Regions from separate parts of the Homo sapiens genome. Here region 1 is linked to region 2. Evidence: chromatin loops called from intact Hi-C (ENCODE). Cell type or tissue: mammary epithelial cell. All regions are shown on one strand. Links, peaks and the distances in the headings refer to the core of each region. The heading gives the core; the rest is flanking DNA.

What was found. Peaks named below come from ENCODE experiments on the same cell type or tissue, not always from the same donor. Only the 100,000 strongest peaks of a DNase experiment are listed, where the experiment ranks them.
Region 1: it touches region 2 in a loop (5-fold over the local background); 13 of 110 quality-filtered maps call a loop at or near these places.

What each region holds. Positions count from the first base shown.
Region 1 is chr6:117,492,631-117,500,975 of GRCh38, forward strand. The region is part of intron 1 of DCBLD1 (discoidin, CUB and LCCL domain containing 1); the gene reads left to right. Among named protein-coding and RNA genes, the nearest start is that of DCBLD1, 14 kb to the left of the region's middle. In mammary epithelial cell, for the core only: no CTCF peak of the experiment used is centred there; DNase peaks (open chromatin) are centred at 3,961 and 5,781; H3K27ac peaks cover 4,880 bases.
Region 2 is chr6:117,436,389-117,444,733 of GRCh38, forward strand. No RefSeq gene overlaps it. Among named protein-coding and RNA genes, the nearest start is that of ROS1, 15 kb to the left of the region's middle. In mammary epithelial cell, for the core only: no CTCF peak of the experiment used is centred there; DNase peaks (open chromatin) are centred at 4,563, 4,713, 5,713 and 6,143; H3K4me3 peaks cover 250 bases; H3K27ac peaks cover 3,893 bases.

The DNA.
Region 1 (8,345 bases), core at 330-8,329, 56 kb after region 2:
ACCATTGCTTTTATAGCATTGCAATACATCCAGCAGTGCAGAATATGGAATGTGCAAAAGCAGTAAAGTTTTCAGGACTGGACTATGATATGAGTTTTATGAGGTTTATTTTTTCTCTCAACTCTCATGTTTCATACCTTATTAGATGTATGATAAGACACCATATGTCTCCCCAGTGAGATTTGCTATTTTCTTGTCAGTAAACATTGATTGCTTGTTCCGTGGATATGGTGCATAAACCTACGCTTGCACAAAGCTTCCCATCCTATTTCTTTGTTTATTTTCCACAGTATGCTCAAGTAATTCCTGAATTGACACTTTTATCCAGGTTTCAGAAATGCCATTTTGGCTTAACTATAGATCGTGGAACTTATTGTTGCCTGTCCTAGACTTATAAATGAAATCTGGAGTGAAAATAAGTATCAGATACAGATGTGTTCCAATTTTAGGAATAGATACTAAAATTAAACCATACAAAATTTTTATCTTGAGGATTTTCTTTCACTTTAAAAAATATTCATGGCAATATCCCTCTTAATAAGGAGGGCTTTTTCAGTCTGTTGCTACTCAGAATATATCTTACAGGATCCAACAGAACAGTCACTAATAAGAGCTTTTTGGAAATGTAGAATTTCCAGGCCCTGCATTTTGACAAGATCCCCAGGTGATTAGTTTGCATACTGAAGTGTGAGAAGTAGCACTTTAATACACTGACACCTTCTTTTACAAAGCATCTTTCAGGAGCTAAGCAAAGTGAACAACCTTTGTTGGAAGTAAAATAGGCACCTCTCATTAGACCTTTCCCTTAATAGTCTAGTAAAGAGTACTTCGATAATTTAAAAAAGGGGATGATAGAACTTCTCATATCATAATTTTTACAAAAAAACTCCTAATTAAACATGACTTTTTTCTCATGTTAATTTTGAGACAAAAAGAGTATGACTACAAAAAACTAAATATCAGTTATGCTGCTCAGCAGTAATGTGAGATTGGGCAATGTCTTAAATATCGCTACCTCAGTTTTGTCACCTCTAAGATGGGTGACTTAGGCAGTAGTGGCACTAGAGCACATGATTCCATTCCATCGTCTTTGAGGTCAGACTAGCTTCAGGTTAGGGTCTGATCCCAGCCCAGCCACATGGGCTGAGTTATGCTGCATCTCAGAGCCTTGACTCCTTCACACACAGAATAGAGATAATAGGAGGGATGTGTGGTGAAGAAAGGGTTTTGTGGGCTTCAGTTTTGTTGTATAGGAGATGTCCTATCTTATAAGCTACTGGGTATACACTTTGATGTTTGTGAAATTACTCTTTGTATGTGTGTATCTGTATATATATGTGTGTGTGTATATATGTGAAATAATTTGTAATCAATTTTTAAAAACTATCATTATCAGATATGGTTGTCATGAAGGCTAAATAAGGTAATATGAAGTCCTTAGAACACTGTATCTGCTACTTTTTACAATGAATGTTTGGTAAATGCTAGTTTTTAGTAAGGGCCCTTTCATAATTTTATTTTTTTCCTTTCCCAATAACTTTTTGGCTCTCAATTTTTAAAAAACTATTATCTGTGAAAGTGAAAGCTCACATCTATGTGCAAAGGAGAAGTGTTTACAGTTTTAATTTATAAAACTCAGTTTAACTTTGTCTTTACTTGGTAATATTGGATTTTTCTGGACTCCAGAGAGAAAAGTCAATATCAATATTACACTTTATCTGAATATTGGCAGTATGCATATTTAACATGAAACCAAGGTGAGAAAGCTAGCATGTTCCAGCGGCAGGAAAGATTTCTTGACTTATCTTCAGCTGAAGCAGTGGCAGCTTGGATATTACATCAACATCCTGACATTATTAACAAAGGTCAGCAGCCTCTTTTCTCTGACTTCCTTATTCTAAGCATCTATTCAACAGAGATAAAACAGTTGTCTTAGAATTGTTTCGCTGTACAAACAAGTTTTTTTTTTTTCTTAAAAGTCTTCTTTGAAATTAAGAAACTTCTCTTAACCAATGTGTCCAGTTTGTTGTAGATGCCCACAAAGGACTTGTAACTTAATAACAACAGTGAGAAAAGTCTTGCTTTTGAATCAAGTCACATAATATAACTTCAGTATCATTTTTAGAACTCCAGAGGCCAAAGTCCACTTCTCCACGTAAGATCTTCAATCCCAGAAGCCCTATCATGGGATCTCTCTGTGTGTCCCACTTGTGAGAGTCTAACCCAGGAGTTCACCAGTATGTCTCACAGAGCACTACTCCCAGGAGATGCCCCAAGAGGAAAGAGTTTTCTGGGAAATACTGTAAACTGCAACACGCATCAGAGCTTCACTATACACTGTAAGGGCTTTGAGATGTTCTGTGGTAAAGAAAAAGGTGGAATTCTGCAAGCTTACTGACCTTGCAGCTCTTTTGAGGAGGGTGAGGGCATAACCCCCTGGTAAACCACCCAGACTAGTACCACAGTATCTACTTCAGGACATGCTGACATAGCAGTAAGTGGGCATTAGATAAATACTGGGAAATGCATTCTAATTAGACTTTCTCAGCCGATTAAAGCACACACACACAGCCTTATTCATCTTCACCACACCCAGTTATGGTTGGTAATTTTACAGATGAGGAAAATTGATATACACTAAATGGGGGATTTCTTAGGATCATACAGCCAATGGGTGATGGAATTTGGACAAAGTCAGCTAATTCAAAGCAATATTTTTGATACTTTAATAATGTGTAGAATTTTAAGATAAAAATAGTAGCAGTTAACATATTGAATTTTTACTATATGGTTGCCTCTGTGCTTGATACTTTGTTTTTATTAGCATTCTCCCTTTTAATGCTCATGAAATTGGGCACTATTGTTGTCTTTAGATTATGGATGATGGAATTCAGTTTTACCTTAGAGAGGTAAAAAGACTCACCCAAGGCCACAAAGCCAGTGTTAGGCAGGGCTGTGCCAGAATCCAGGTTGTAACCATTATGCTCTGTCACCTCCCAAGTATATGGAAATAATTTATGAATTAGGAAATGATAGGTGTGTCAACTCTCCTCCCCCACATCCACAAGCCTTCTAATAATCTTTTGCTTTTCAGCAGAAGTCTCAAGACTGGAGAGTGACCAAAAACTGCAGTGTTCACTGATTTTATGTATAGCACATTAAAGAATAGCATTGGCTAGATTTTGAGATTTTTTTCCTTTGGCAGCAAATTATGAATCTTTTAAATATCTTAACATGGTAATTATTGATGTCTTTGGACACTGATGGAAGTAATCCCACATTATATAGGGAATCATAGAGGAATCGTAGATAGGATCTCTTTAAATGATTTGATTCATTTTCATACATTCAGACTGATTTATTTTAAGTGACACTTTTAGCTGATAGGAATGTTGAAAGTTTCCACAGAGAGACTTTTGACATATTCCTTGTGTTTCCTTTTATTTTACTTTCAAATGTTTCATCTGCTGAGTCAACAGCATTATCATCCTTATTAGATCACTAGTCATATCATTAGCATCTATTTTATATGTGGTGAGAATAAAGTTGAAAGAGATTGTCAGTTTTATAAAACATGGTCATGTGTTTCTAGTCGATAGCTGTAACTTCTTTCAGCATAGTATTATTATCCATATTCCTTTCAGAAAAACTGAAGATTTTGAATAATTATTTTGTTTTATCATTACAAGTTCTGTTTTGCCTTTGTTCATTCTCACATAGCAACTGAGGCCCTTTTGCTCCTGTTTTTCTTTTGCTTCTGGCGGCCTACAAGGTAAAAAGCTAAGCACAATTGAAGAAGAGCAAAGTTTCTAAGAGAGTAAGGCTGAGAATGGAATTAATGATATCTTGGAAAATCTGTTTGCCCTACCATCAGACAAAACTCTGTAATAATTGCAAGCTCTCCTTTGTGGTTGAAAAGATTGTAGTCATCAAGAGCTCACTTGATCTTAGACATGGGAAGAAATTTTCTCACACCCACACATGGATGATTGTATATGTGTTGAGACCTGTTGTAACTTGAATATTAGAAGAGCAAGGATACAACTAATGAAATCATGTTTTTAGAAATGGTTTTACTTTTGTGATATTTTAGAGCACTCTTTCCCAAGTTGCAGGTTAGGACCCATTAATAGGTAATGAAATCACTTCAGTAGGCACAACCAGTATGCTTTGACAAAAACAAAAATGAAACTGAATAGAATAGGAAATAATCACAGTGCATTACATGTAATAAAATAGTGGTATCATTTAACTTTTGTTCATTGTTTATGCATGTGTATGCATATGTGATTACTTGAGGTGTGATAAAAAAATCTGTGTTCTAACTCTAGGCCATAATAATAATTTTAAAAAAGCTTGAGGTTTCTGTCTTACTCTAAGGACTAGTTAATAATCAATCTAAAAAGTATATGTGATTAGCCGGGCTTGGTGGTACATGCCTGTAATCCCAGCTAATCGGGATGCTGAGGCAGGAGAATTGCTTGAACCTGGGAGGCGGAGGTCAGTAAGCCGAGACTGCGCCACTGCACTCCAGCCTGGGCGACAGAGCAAGACTCCGTCTCAAAAAAAATTTAAAAAAAGTATATTTGCACTGTTCAATTTACTCCACCCAAATCATTTTCCAACAAGTGCAATTCAGTTACAAGTTTTCTTTTAAAGTCTAATCATACTTTCTAGTATTGCAGAACTTAGTCCATACCAGGTATATCTTATTTTGCTTTTCTTTTAGTGGAACATGATTTCTTATCAAAGGGAAATAGTCTTTTAAGGAAGTTATTGTTTTCCTTTTGTAGTGGATGGAATTAAAGTAGACTAAATAAAGGATTGGCTTGTGTATACAAGCATCTAGGATTTGTTCTAAGCTTATTTAGAAAGTAGCTTGTATATCGACAACTCTTGAATAGCTGATGTTAAAAGCTAAAAGGTAGAGACCTATCCATTAATTTCAGGCATTTGGAGAATAGATACTGAGTCCATATCTCTGTAACTCTGTCAAGTTAGTCTCAAGAATTTACTTGTTAATATATCTTTCTTCTCTTGACTGGACTTCTTGAAGTGAGAACTACAGTATACTAAGTTCCTAGTTGTTTGTTTCCTGAATTTTTAATGACAGTCCGTGACTTCTTCCTATCTGTATTATGAGGCTAATGTTGAAAGTAGCCTTTAGTGTTACAAAGAATGTTAGGTGAATTTGGTAGTTTTAATTATATTATTTTTCTCCTTTATATGTATTCATATTATAGAATATTTAGAGGAAAAATGTATAAATAAAATGAAAATCACTTGTAAACTTATACCATAGAAGTAAACACTTTAAATATTACACATCTATGTGTGTACAATATATTCTGTATTAAAGTGTTTTCATGTTAAATATTCTTCTAAAACATGAGTAACTTCCTTAACATCACATTGCTTGGAGATATCAGTTTGGCTGTTCATTTCTAATTTAGATTGTTTCCAAATGTTCAGAATTAAAATCTGTATACTTAAATTCTGTACATAGATCACTTTGGGAGTTCTGAAATATTCATGAATACTTGCACCTTTTTCCAGAATCTAAACTTCATACATCTAGTTTTGTTCTTGTAAATTGTTTTGAGGAAGTGGTGGTCAGTGTCACAAACCAGCTGTGGCTCCAAACAGACACCAGGATTTAGGCCCATTACAGAGAGACCACCCTGGAAATATTCTACAGTTGAGAGGAGCTTTCAGTCTAGAAGAGGAGGAAATGATACTTAGTTTAGTCATCATGTGCTTTGGCAAGAAATTACAGTCGAAAGGAAGGAACAGATAAACATTGTGTGGTGTAGCCACTTTGAAGAGTGGTCAAATTCCCTGTGGCAAAACTTCCTCCTCCCCTCTTCATTCCCCATTCCCCCTATTTTGATGTTAGATAGGTGGCACTTTACTGTGTCACTCCCGGCCTATCCTCCCCACAACACTACTTGGAGTTTAATCATAAGATCGTGGTTTTATTTTTTTCCCTTAAAGATGGATCTTTATTTCTTTTAATTTTTAATATTCTTAGAACTGTGAGCCCTCATCATCCATCTATAGCAACCATCAACATTTCTCCGTATTTTTTCATTTATTCTGCATCACCTCTTTTTTGCCAGGTATTTTAAGGCAAATCCCAGACCTTATGTCATTTCAGCCCTGCATATGTCAGTAGGCATCCCTCAAAAAAATGGCATTTTCTTATGTAGCCTCAATGCCATTATCTCACCTAATAAAATTATAATTATCTGAAATTATTTAATATCTCAATTATCTATTTAAAAGATTTTATAAGGTTGGTTTTTCAAATCAGGATTCAAGCAAGTCTCACTTAATTGCTATGGCACATAAGTGTCTTTTAAATCTAAAATAAACACTTTTTTGTGTGTGCCTCTTCATTTAATTCATTGCTGAAGAAACTGGGTCAACTGTATTTCATAGAGAGCTTTTTTTTGCAGATCTGTTTAATGCTTTAATTAAAAGAATTTTAGGCTAGGTGCAGTGGTGCACACCTGTAATCCCAGCATTTGGGAGGCCAAGGCGGGAAGATCGCTTGAGCCTAGGAGTTCCAGACCAGCCTGGGCGACATAGTGTGGCCCCCATCTCTACCAAAAAAAAAAAAAAAAATCTGCCAGGTGTGGTGGTGTGTGCCTGTAGTTCCAGCTACTTGGGAGGCTGACGTGGGAAGATTGCTTGAGCCTCAGAGGTCGAGGGTGCAGTGAGCTGTGATTGTGCCACTGTATTCCAGCCTGGGTGATGGAATGAGACCGTCTCAAAAAGAAAAAGAAAAAAAAAAGAGAAAAAGCATACAGGATAACAAAATGCAAAGAGTATAAAAAAGTATAAAATAGAAAAAGTAAAAGCCTCCTCACTTCCATCCCCAGCCAGGCAAACTTGATTGACATTATTTTTTCAATTATTTAATTAACCTTTTTATTTTCAGATCATTGTAGATCACATGCAATTGGAAGAACTAATACAGAGAGATATTGTATACATTTTACCTAGTTTCCCTCAATTATAACATCTTTGCAAACTACAATACCATATCACAACCAGGATACTGACATTGATACCTAAGACAAAGAAGATAAACTGATAGATTTTTAAGTAACTTTTGTCTTCTTTGTCAGTGATTGTCAATTAGAGAGAGTCAGGCTATGAGAGGTAGGCTACCTGAGTGTCAGAATGAGGTAATAAGAATAATGCTTCTCCTCATCTCTACTAAAAATACAAAATTAGCTGGGTGTGGTAGCGCATGCCTGTAATCGCAGCTACTCAGGAGGCTGAGGCAGGACAATCGCTTGAACCTGGGAGGCGGAGGTTGCGGTGAGCTGAGATCGCACCACTGCACTCCAGCCTAGGCAACAAAAGCGAAAGTCCGTCTCAAAAATAAATAAATAATACTTGTCTATTGGTTTTCATGTGTACGCATCTGCCTTCTTCAACACATGACATTGTAGGCATTTTCTCTCCCTAGCAGTTTTTCATTTTACCCTTTGGCATCTTTCTACTTAATCCTTTGAAATCACCCAAACTGTGGAAGCACAAGAGAGTGAAAATTCCTGATGTAGTTAATACCCATGGAATAAACTTATTATATTAGTCTTGCCACAGAAAACTCCATAAATAGTCTACTTCCATAGGTTAGAGTGATACTAGAACTTCTGATGACAGTTCGCTTTTTAATAAATTAGGACTCAGCACTTCCTTTGCGATTCAGGTTCTTTGGCAGAACAAAGACTCATGGGGTTTTGTTCTGATAGTTAATGGAAGAGAGAAATTTTCCCAAGGAGGTAGAGATCCCCAGGCAAAGTAACGATGGGAATGTTGACGATTTGAACTTGCCTGCATTGTGCCAGCATTGCTGGGTGAAAGAAGTTTCCTCTTAGGCCTTACAGTGGAAGTGGTCGGAAAGAAATACAATTACAGGGCTGAATAAAAGTGATACCCTGGCCGGGTGCGGTGGCTCACGCCTGTAATCCCAGCACTTTGGGAGGCCGAGGTGGGTGGATCATGAGGTCAGGAGATCGAGACCATCCTGGCTAACACGGTGAAACCCCGTCTCTACTAAAAATACAAAAAAATTAGCCGTACGTAAATGCACCTGTCGTCCCACCTACTCGGGAGGCTGAGGCAGGAGAATCGCTTGAACCCAGGAGGCAGAGGCTGCAGTAAGCCAAGATCCTGCCACTGCACTCCAGCCTGGGCGACAGAGTGAGACTTCGTCTCAAAAAAAACAGTGACACCCTAAGATTTTCTTTTGCTGACACATGTCACTTTAAAAAAATAAAATTTAGAATATGATAGTCACATGTAGGTTGACTCATATAATTGCTCCTTAT
Region 2 (8,345 bases), core at 307-8,306:
CTATGTATAAGATCATGTCATCTACAAACAGGGACAATTTGACTTCCTCCTTTCCAATTGGGATGCCCTTTATTTCTTTCTCTTGCCCAATTGCTCTGGCTTGCCATCATGTCTTACTGCAGTATCAGGCCCACTACAAGACTGGTCATGGTCTACCATAGGTTGAACCTTGAAATCGGCCAAAACACAGATACACTGAACATCACCAGAGCAATAAGTATTTCTCTCATGGAATATTTTGTGATATTAATCAATGATATCACAAGATATCCCACCTGATATTGTCCTAATTTAAGTTCCTTACACCCAGTGTATCTCATCTTTATGCCTTGGGGAAGAGGTGATGCCACAGAGTGCAAAGAACAAAAATATTAAATAATTAGTATTTGAGTTTTAAAAGCCAATGTTCCAGCCTAGAATAACAGAATCTGAAAACAGATAATAAGTTTAGTTTTTGGTCTGCAATTCGTTAATGCTATATAATTTTTAAATTAAAAAGTTATTTTAGGCTAGGAACTTGGTTGTTGAAATGCAAAAGTGGGCTATTTGACATTCTTGTCCTCTGCATTCCATCCCTGAGGCTTGAAGGTGACAATGGGATCAATCACAGCATGGCTTTTGCATGACATGATGAAAAATAAACTCACATTGTAAAAGGCATAATTTAGGATCTTTTTTTTTTTTTTACTGTCCTCAAATATTTACTTCTGAGTGCTCAGGGGATGTTTTTATCATCATCATTGTTATTATTATTCAGAACATTTTTCCCTGCCACTTTCAAGTCTGTAGCTTTTTCAGAAGCCTAAAGTTCTAAAAGGCTGGATTTTAAGTGGTTGCTCTTTCTTTGAATGAGTATATTTAATAGTCATTAAAAATCAGTCTCTGGGAGGTTGAGGTAGGAGGATCACTTGAGCCCGGGAGGCGAAGGGTGCAGTGAGCACTCCAGCTTAGGTGACAGAGTGAGAACTTGTTTAAAAAAAAAAATCAGTTTCATGAAGAATTTTTAATGACTTGAGGAAATTAATGCTATGATATTAAGTAGAAAGAAGTGCAGTCATAAGCCACCTAATGACGTTCCAGTCAATGACGGAACAGATATATGGAGGTGGTCCCTTTGGCTGTAATAGAAATGAAAAGTTCTTATTGCCTAGTGACGTTGTAGCTGTCATAACATCGTAGTGCAAAGTATTACTCATGTGTTTGTGGTGATGCTGGTGTAAATAAACCTACTGCACTGCTAGTTGTATAGAAGTATTACATATACAATTATGTAGAGTACATAATACTTGATAATGATAATAAAGAACTATGTACTGGTTTATATGTTTACTAAACTATACTTTATTATTTTAGAGTATGCTCCTTCTACTTATTAAAAAAAAAAAAAGTTAACTATAAAACGGCTTTAGGTAGGTCCTGAGGCAGAAGGTATTCCAGAAGAAGGCCTTGTTAAAAGAGATGGCTGCTTCATGTGTGTTATTACCACTGAAAACTTTTCAGTGGGACAAGATCTGGAGGTGGAAGACAGAGATATTGATGATCCTGATTCCGTGTAAGCCTAAGCTAATGCGTTTGTATTCTAGTTTTTAACAAGAAAATTTTAAAAGTAAAAATTAAAAAATAAAAAAATTAAATAGAATAAAGCTAATAGAATAAGGATATAAATAAAGAAAATATTTTTGGACAACCGTACAATGTGTGTGTTTTATGCTGTGTTATTACAAGAGTCAAAACTTTTTTTTAAGTTTTTATGGTAAGCTAAGGTCAATTTATTATTGAAGAAAGAAAAATATTTTTATAAACTTAGTGCAGCTGAAGTATACAGTGTTTATAAAGTCTATAGTAGTGTACAAGAACATCCTTTGCCTTCATATTCACTCACCACTCACTCACTGAATTACCTAGATCCACTTTCAGTCCTGCAAGCTGCATTCATGGTAAGTGCCCTGTAAATGTGTACCCTTTTTTATCTTGTATGCCATATATTACTGTACCTTTTCTATGTTTAAATATATTTAGATGCACAAATACTTATCATCGTGTTACAATTGCCTACATCATCCAATATAGTAACATGCTATACAGGTTTGTTGCCTAGAAGCAATAGGCTATACCATATAGCCTAGGCATGTAGTTGGCTATACCATCTAAGTTTGTGAAGGTACACTCTATGATGTTCACACAAAATTGCCTAACAATGCATTTCTTAGAATGTACTTCATCATTAAGTGATGAATAACTGTATATAAAACCATATATTTTTATGATAATGATCTCATCTATGTAAAATAAAATAGAAAAAATTGATAGAAATATACCAAAATATTTTTCTCTGAGTGGTTTAAAAAATGAAAACTTCTGTGTCTTCACACATTTCCCTAGTTTATATATTTTCTGCAAGACAAATGCTACAATAAGAGCAGTAGTTTTATTACTTCCTGTATCATATTTACAGATTTGCTTATACAAATTTCATGAAATCTTTTGTCTGTTTCCCTGATTCCCAGCATGCATAGACCCCAGCTTCTCTCAAGTGACACCTCCAACAGGTAGCTCATCTGTGCCCCCAGGTTTGGGCTCTCATTGCCGCCATGGGTCAGAATTTAAGGCACCTTCACTCCATAGATGAAGATTGTATTGGATCAATTTTGCTCAATTTCTCATTTTAGCCTTGTGACTCATTTCCAACTGCTGAGTCTCTGGCCAGAGTCAGGGTTCCATAAACTTCTGTTAGACCCATCCAAATTTGTATCTTCACAAATAATCTGCATACTGATGACTGGTTCTCATTCATTGGCTACTAGCTGAATTTTCTGCATCAGAACCGCTAGTCTCCAAGAATATTACTTGTGCCTCATGCACTGATATCCCTATGGTTTATCTCGACCCTGCTATCCATAGATTCAGTGCAACCTACCATTGCTCCTTCTAGAGATCCATTGCCTCCTTAACTCTTCGTCTTAACAAAAGCATTGCCTTTTATTTAATTATCCCAAGTATTTGCATTTTTGAGCCTTTTAAATGTAACAGTAGACTAAAAGACATTGTGTGTCTTAATGGAAGCTATTTCTAGAAATTGAGCCCAGATACTGGATGACCCTCTAAACATTTTACCTAAAGGTAGCCCTGAAGTGAAAACTGCTTTAGTGGTAAAGGTAAGAGATTTTCCAAAGCAAAGCCAGGCTTCTCAGCCTTTTCTTTATCTCCCAGGCTCCAGAGATACAGGAGCCAAAGTTGAAATAGGGTTTTCACTGGTTTTCTTCCTCGTGAATACCCCCAACCATGTTCTCTATGCAGTTTCTCCACTCCCAGTATACTGAGGCCCATGAATCCTACAGGATACCATTGCAGCACCAGTCACTGTGCAGACTACCCACCTCTACTACCATCCCCCTCTCGGGCCAGAATCACTGCTGTTTCAAACTCTCACTCTAGGCATGACTATATGGACAGAAAAATGAAAAGCAACTGGCAAGGAACATCTGATGGACAGAGATAGCAAGGAGATTATTGATGAGGCTCATGGAGGCAGAGAACCTCAGTGAGAGATGGGACTGGGTCAAGGGGGTGGGGACAGAAACTGTTACCCATGAAAACCAAGTCTTAGGAGAAAAGAAGGAAACCCTACTAAATACATCATTTAGGGTTGTTTACCATTTATGACTAATTAGTCTGAGCACAAAATCAATTCTGAATACCAACTTCAGACTAAAAAACTATCCTTCCAAGTTACCTTAAAGTTCATCTAGGAGGCCGGGCGTGGTGGCTCACGCCTGTAATCCCAGCACTTTGGGAGACGGAGGTGGGTGGATCACGAGGTCAGGAGATCAAGACCATCCTGGCTAACACGGTGAAACCCCGTCTCTAGTAAAAATACAAAAAATTAGCCGGGCGTGGTGGCGGGCGCCTGTAGTCCCAGCTACTCGGGAGGCTGAGGCAGGAGAATGGCGTGAACCTGGGAGGCAGAACTTGGAGTGAGCTGAGATCACGCCACTGCACTCCAGCCTGGGTGACAGAGCAAGACTCCGTCTCAAAAAAAAAAAGTTTCATCTAGGAACAAGAAGAATGAGAATCTTTCAGGTTTCTTTGCTTCAAAAATTATTGCACTGTTAAAGTGAGGTTCTTGACAAATCAAGAAATGGTTCTTGAACTTTAACATGTATGGAGAGTTTATCAGGTGGTAGAGCATGTTGTTAGATACTTTGATGCACTTTATTTCTCTTATCCCGTACATTAGGCCTGTAACACTAAAGCCCTCACCTTTTCTATTGTTAAAAAAATGTAAAAAAAAAAAAAAAAAACTTAAGGCAAATTAAATTTAACAGAGTTTATTTGAGCAAAGAATGATTCATGAATCAGGCAGCATTCAGAACCAGGAGAGGTTCAGAGAGTTCCACCCAGCAGCATGAACAATAAGCTTTTATAGGCTGAACACTGAAGAAAGTATATAAATCATCTGATTGACTACAGCTAGACAGTTGCCTCATTTGGGCATGGTGTGATGAGTCTTTTGACTTATTGGAGCATGGTCTGATCAGTTGCAGCCTATGATTGGGTGAAGCTCAACTGTTTGTTACAAAAGTGTGCTCCTAAATTAAGTGTTTATTTATTTAAGTACTAAGTTATATTGCAGTGTATTACATAAAAACTTAAAGAATGGAGATATTCTCAGGGCAATGGCCTCCTACTTATTTAATCTGACACCATCTCCTAGAAATTACACAGTAATTACGCCATGGACTCCCATATTAGTCATGTCCAACCCTGATGTCACCACTTATAAGCTAAGTGACCACAGGAGTTACTTAAGTTCTGTCTGCCTCAATTTTCTCATCTGTAAATGGAGGTAATAACTGATTCAACCTCAAAATGTTGGTACCCGCCACTTGGGAAATTCCTAATAAATTACCTCACATGTTTTAAAATTTTGTAATTTTAGAAGTTCATGTTGTTCAAGTTAGAGGGTAAATTAGTCATAATGATTTGTCACATAAAGATTCAACAGTTATTTATTGCCTGCTATTTGCCAAAGACTGCAAGGCACTGTGAAGACAACAGTGAACTAAACAGATAAAAATCCCTGTCCTCATCTGGGTAGGGCTGGGGGAGGACAGGGCAGACATAAGCAAGTAAAACATGTAAGTTATTATTTGGTGAAAAGTATTAAAGAGAAAAAAGGACAGGCTTGTAGGGATTGAGGGCTAGGTGTGCAGGCTGCTATTTTAAATATAATAACATTACTTACCCCTTACACAATTTTGTTAATTATTAGTGAGATATTAAGTTTATGATTTTAATTAAAACCATGAATTAGTCTTTCCTAAGTCAACGAGGTTATCTGCTCACAAATTAAAAACATCTACACAAATTTTTGTAGCTATTTATATTTAATGAAAAAGTTTATCAGCATTTCTCACATACTTTCAATGAGAGCACTCTGACCACTTAAAGATCACAAGTAAGCATAAAGTGTCTCATTTTAGAAGTTCTATCGTAATGATAGAAGTACTATTTAAACTCATAGAAGATGAAGGAGTAGGAAACCATGCCTTCAGACTTAGCAAAGATCCTCATTTCTTTCTTCAATCACCTAGTCTGCATTTGCAAATATTGCAACATACATTTCAGACAAAGTTTTCAATTGTACCCTTTGATACAAAATTTCACAATGCAAAATGGTTGCAAAATTCCTCCAACATATAACAATACAATATTTACTTTACTCTCAAAGACTTGGCTTCGAAAGCAGGTTAGTGCAAACCACAGGCACCAGAACATTAATAGGAAAGAGTCTAGAGAGTGGACCTCAGTGCAGATCTGCAGTATCATCAAGAAAGCAGGCTTGTGTGCCCATTGCCTGCCTAGTGAGTGGGAAGTAAACTGCTTTGGGAGCTTCTTTCAAGATTCCTATTTAAAAGGTCATTATTAAGGAAAAGAGAGTCTGCCGTAGGAATTTTGAAGATATGCTATTGTATTAGTATGTTTTCATGCTGCTGATAAAGACATACCTGAAACCGGGAAGAAAAAGAGGTTTAATGGACTTACAGTTCCACGTGGCTGGGGAGACCTCACAATCATGGCGGAAGGCAAGGAGGACCAAGTCACATCTTACACGGATGGCAGCAGGCAAAAAGAGAGTTTGGGCAGGGAAACTCCCCCTTTTCAAAACCATCAGATCTCATGAGACTTATGCGCTATCATGAGAACAGCATGGGAAAGACCCGCCCCCATGATTCAATTACCTCCCACCAGGTGCCTCCCACAACACATGGGAATTCAAGATGAGATTTGGCTGTGCGGACACAGACAAACCATATCAGCTATTTAAATTTTTACATAATGTATCAAAGTTTAATTCCCTTGTTTTGAAATATACATGTAATTCAAAATGGTTCTGATTGCTTCTGCCTTTGACACAGAATCATAGCCATTTTGAAACAGACATGAGGCATGTTCTCTTAACTTAATGAGTATTTACTACTCACTGGAGAATGGTTTATAAGCATTATCTTGTTCCATTCTCTTAAGACTCAATAAAATAATTGTTAGCATATCCATTTACAGTTGAGAAAACTGAAGCACAAAGAGGTTTAAAAAGTTTCTCAGGTACACACAGATAGGAGGTAGCAGAATTGGAAATGAAACCTAAGTTTATGTGACCCTAAAGTTCATAACCTTAACCTTAATATTAAGCTGCTATTAGCCAGATGATGTTTTAAATGAGTCATTAGTATTCTTTTCTTTTTAGGAGGCTGGAATATCTCATTCGAATGGTCCTGCTCCTTTTAAGGAGGAAATTTATTTTATGTATAACTATGACTTCGAAGTTTAGAATAACCCCTACCACCACAAAAAATAAAAACAAAAACCAATGATCAAACACAGAGGAGAAACAATCCCCGAACTACAGGAAATTGCATTCTAAGGGTTGCTATAACTAAACATCTCTCGGTTTTGGAATGTGAATAAAGCTTTCAGGGGTAATGGCAATATTTTAAGTCTATTATTATCCATCGTAATAATAACACTTCTTAAATAAATATTTAATAATAAGCTTAGATTCCTAGAGTCACTGGCACATCTCTTGTTCTCTTCCTATAATCTGGTTTCTAATCTTTCTCTTCAATTTTTAACCTTCTACAGCTGCACTGTCCAGTAGGGTAGCCACTAGTCACATGTGGCAGCTAAGCATTTGACAGGTTGCTAGTACGAATTGGGACACCCTGTAAGTGTAAGCTATCTCAATTGTTAATATCGATTACATATTTAATGATATTTTGATACATTGGGTTAAATAAAATGTTTTTAATTTTATTTAATTTACATTGTATTAGGTTATTCCCAGAATACATGAGATCTACTGCCTATATTTCAAAGGAGTTACTAAAACAGAGATCTAAGACTGAGTAGGTCTTGGTTAGTATGCTAAGCTTTGGTTTTTGGGGAACTAAAATTGTCCCTATGAGCTCGAATTGGGGCTTTCTTATTTACCTAAAAACATATCATTAGGTCAATCAGTTTAATCAGGCTATTCTTCCCTGATCACTAGAATTCTGAAAAGTTAACCCTAACTAAATCCCTTTAATATGTGTGAAAAACTAGACTTCAGTTGTCCTTTCTAATCATGAAGACCACTGTGTTGACAGGATTATTGAGCACTGTGTCTTTGAATCTTCTCCCTGGGAGAACCCTGACAGTAGAAGACCATTAAGAGTTAAGTGGAGGTGATGCCCATCTCTGGATGCGGGCTTTGAGTTTTGAGCTTTGAGCTTTGCAGGAGCTCAAATTTTCTTCGTATCTCCAGTTTTGGTTTTAAATTCATGCAAACTTAGGATTTTACTCTATAACATTTTTTAATATAAAAATCAATTAAAAATTAACACTGGATCCACCAACTTCCAGACTTCTTTAAGTGAGCTCAGGTTTGTGTTAAGATATTTTCAGTTTGTTATTTTAATTCTTAGTCAAGAACTTCTCAATTGATATACCATAACAGAAGCAAGAAGAATATAAAATGTTAACAACAAAAGATGAAGCCTAACACCTTGGATGTTCTGGATGTTCCAAAAATGTTCATGGATGATGAATATAACTATCAAATGAGTAAAGTTTTAATGTCAAAAATATCCCCAAAAAAGTCTATCTATTTTTCTGGGAGCTTATTTCACTAACAAATGCAGGATGTGTCCCAATTAAACCTCAGGAGCACATGGCCTTTATTTACCAGTAAAGTTTGTCCCAGATATTAAACGGTCTTGCTCAACTACAGTTTACTGTCCACAGCCAAGACAGCTATATGTTCCCATAGCATATGTAGTGCAGATGACACAGCTAGTGTAGGCATT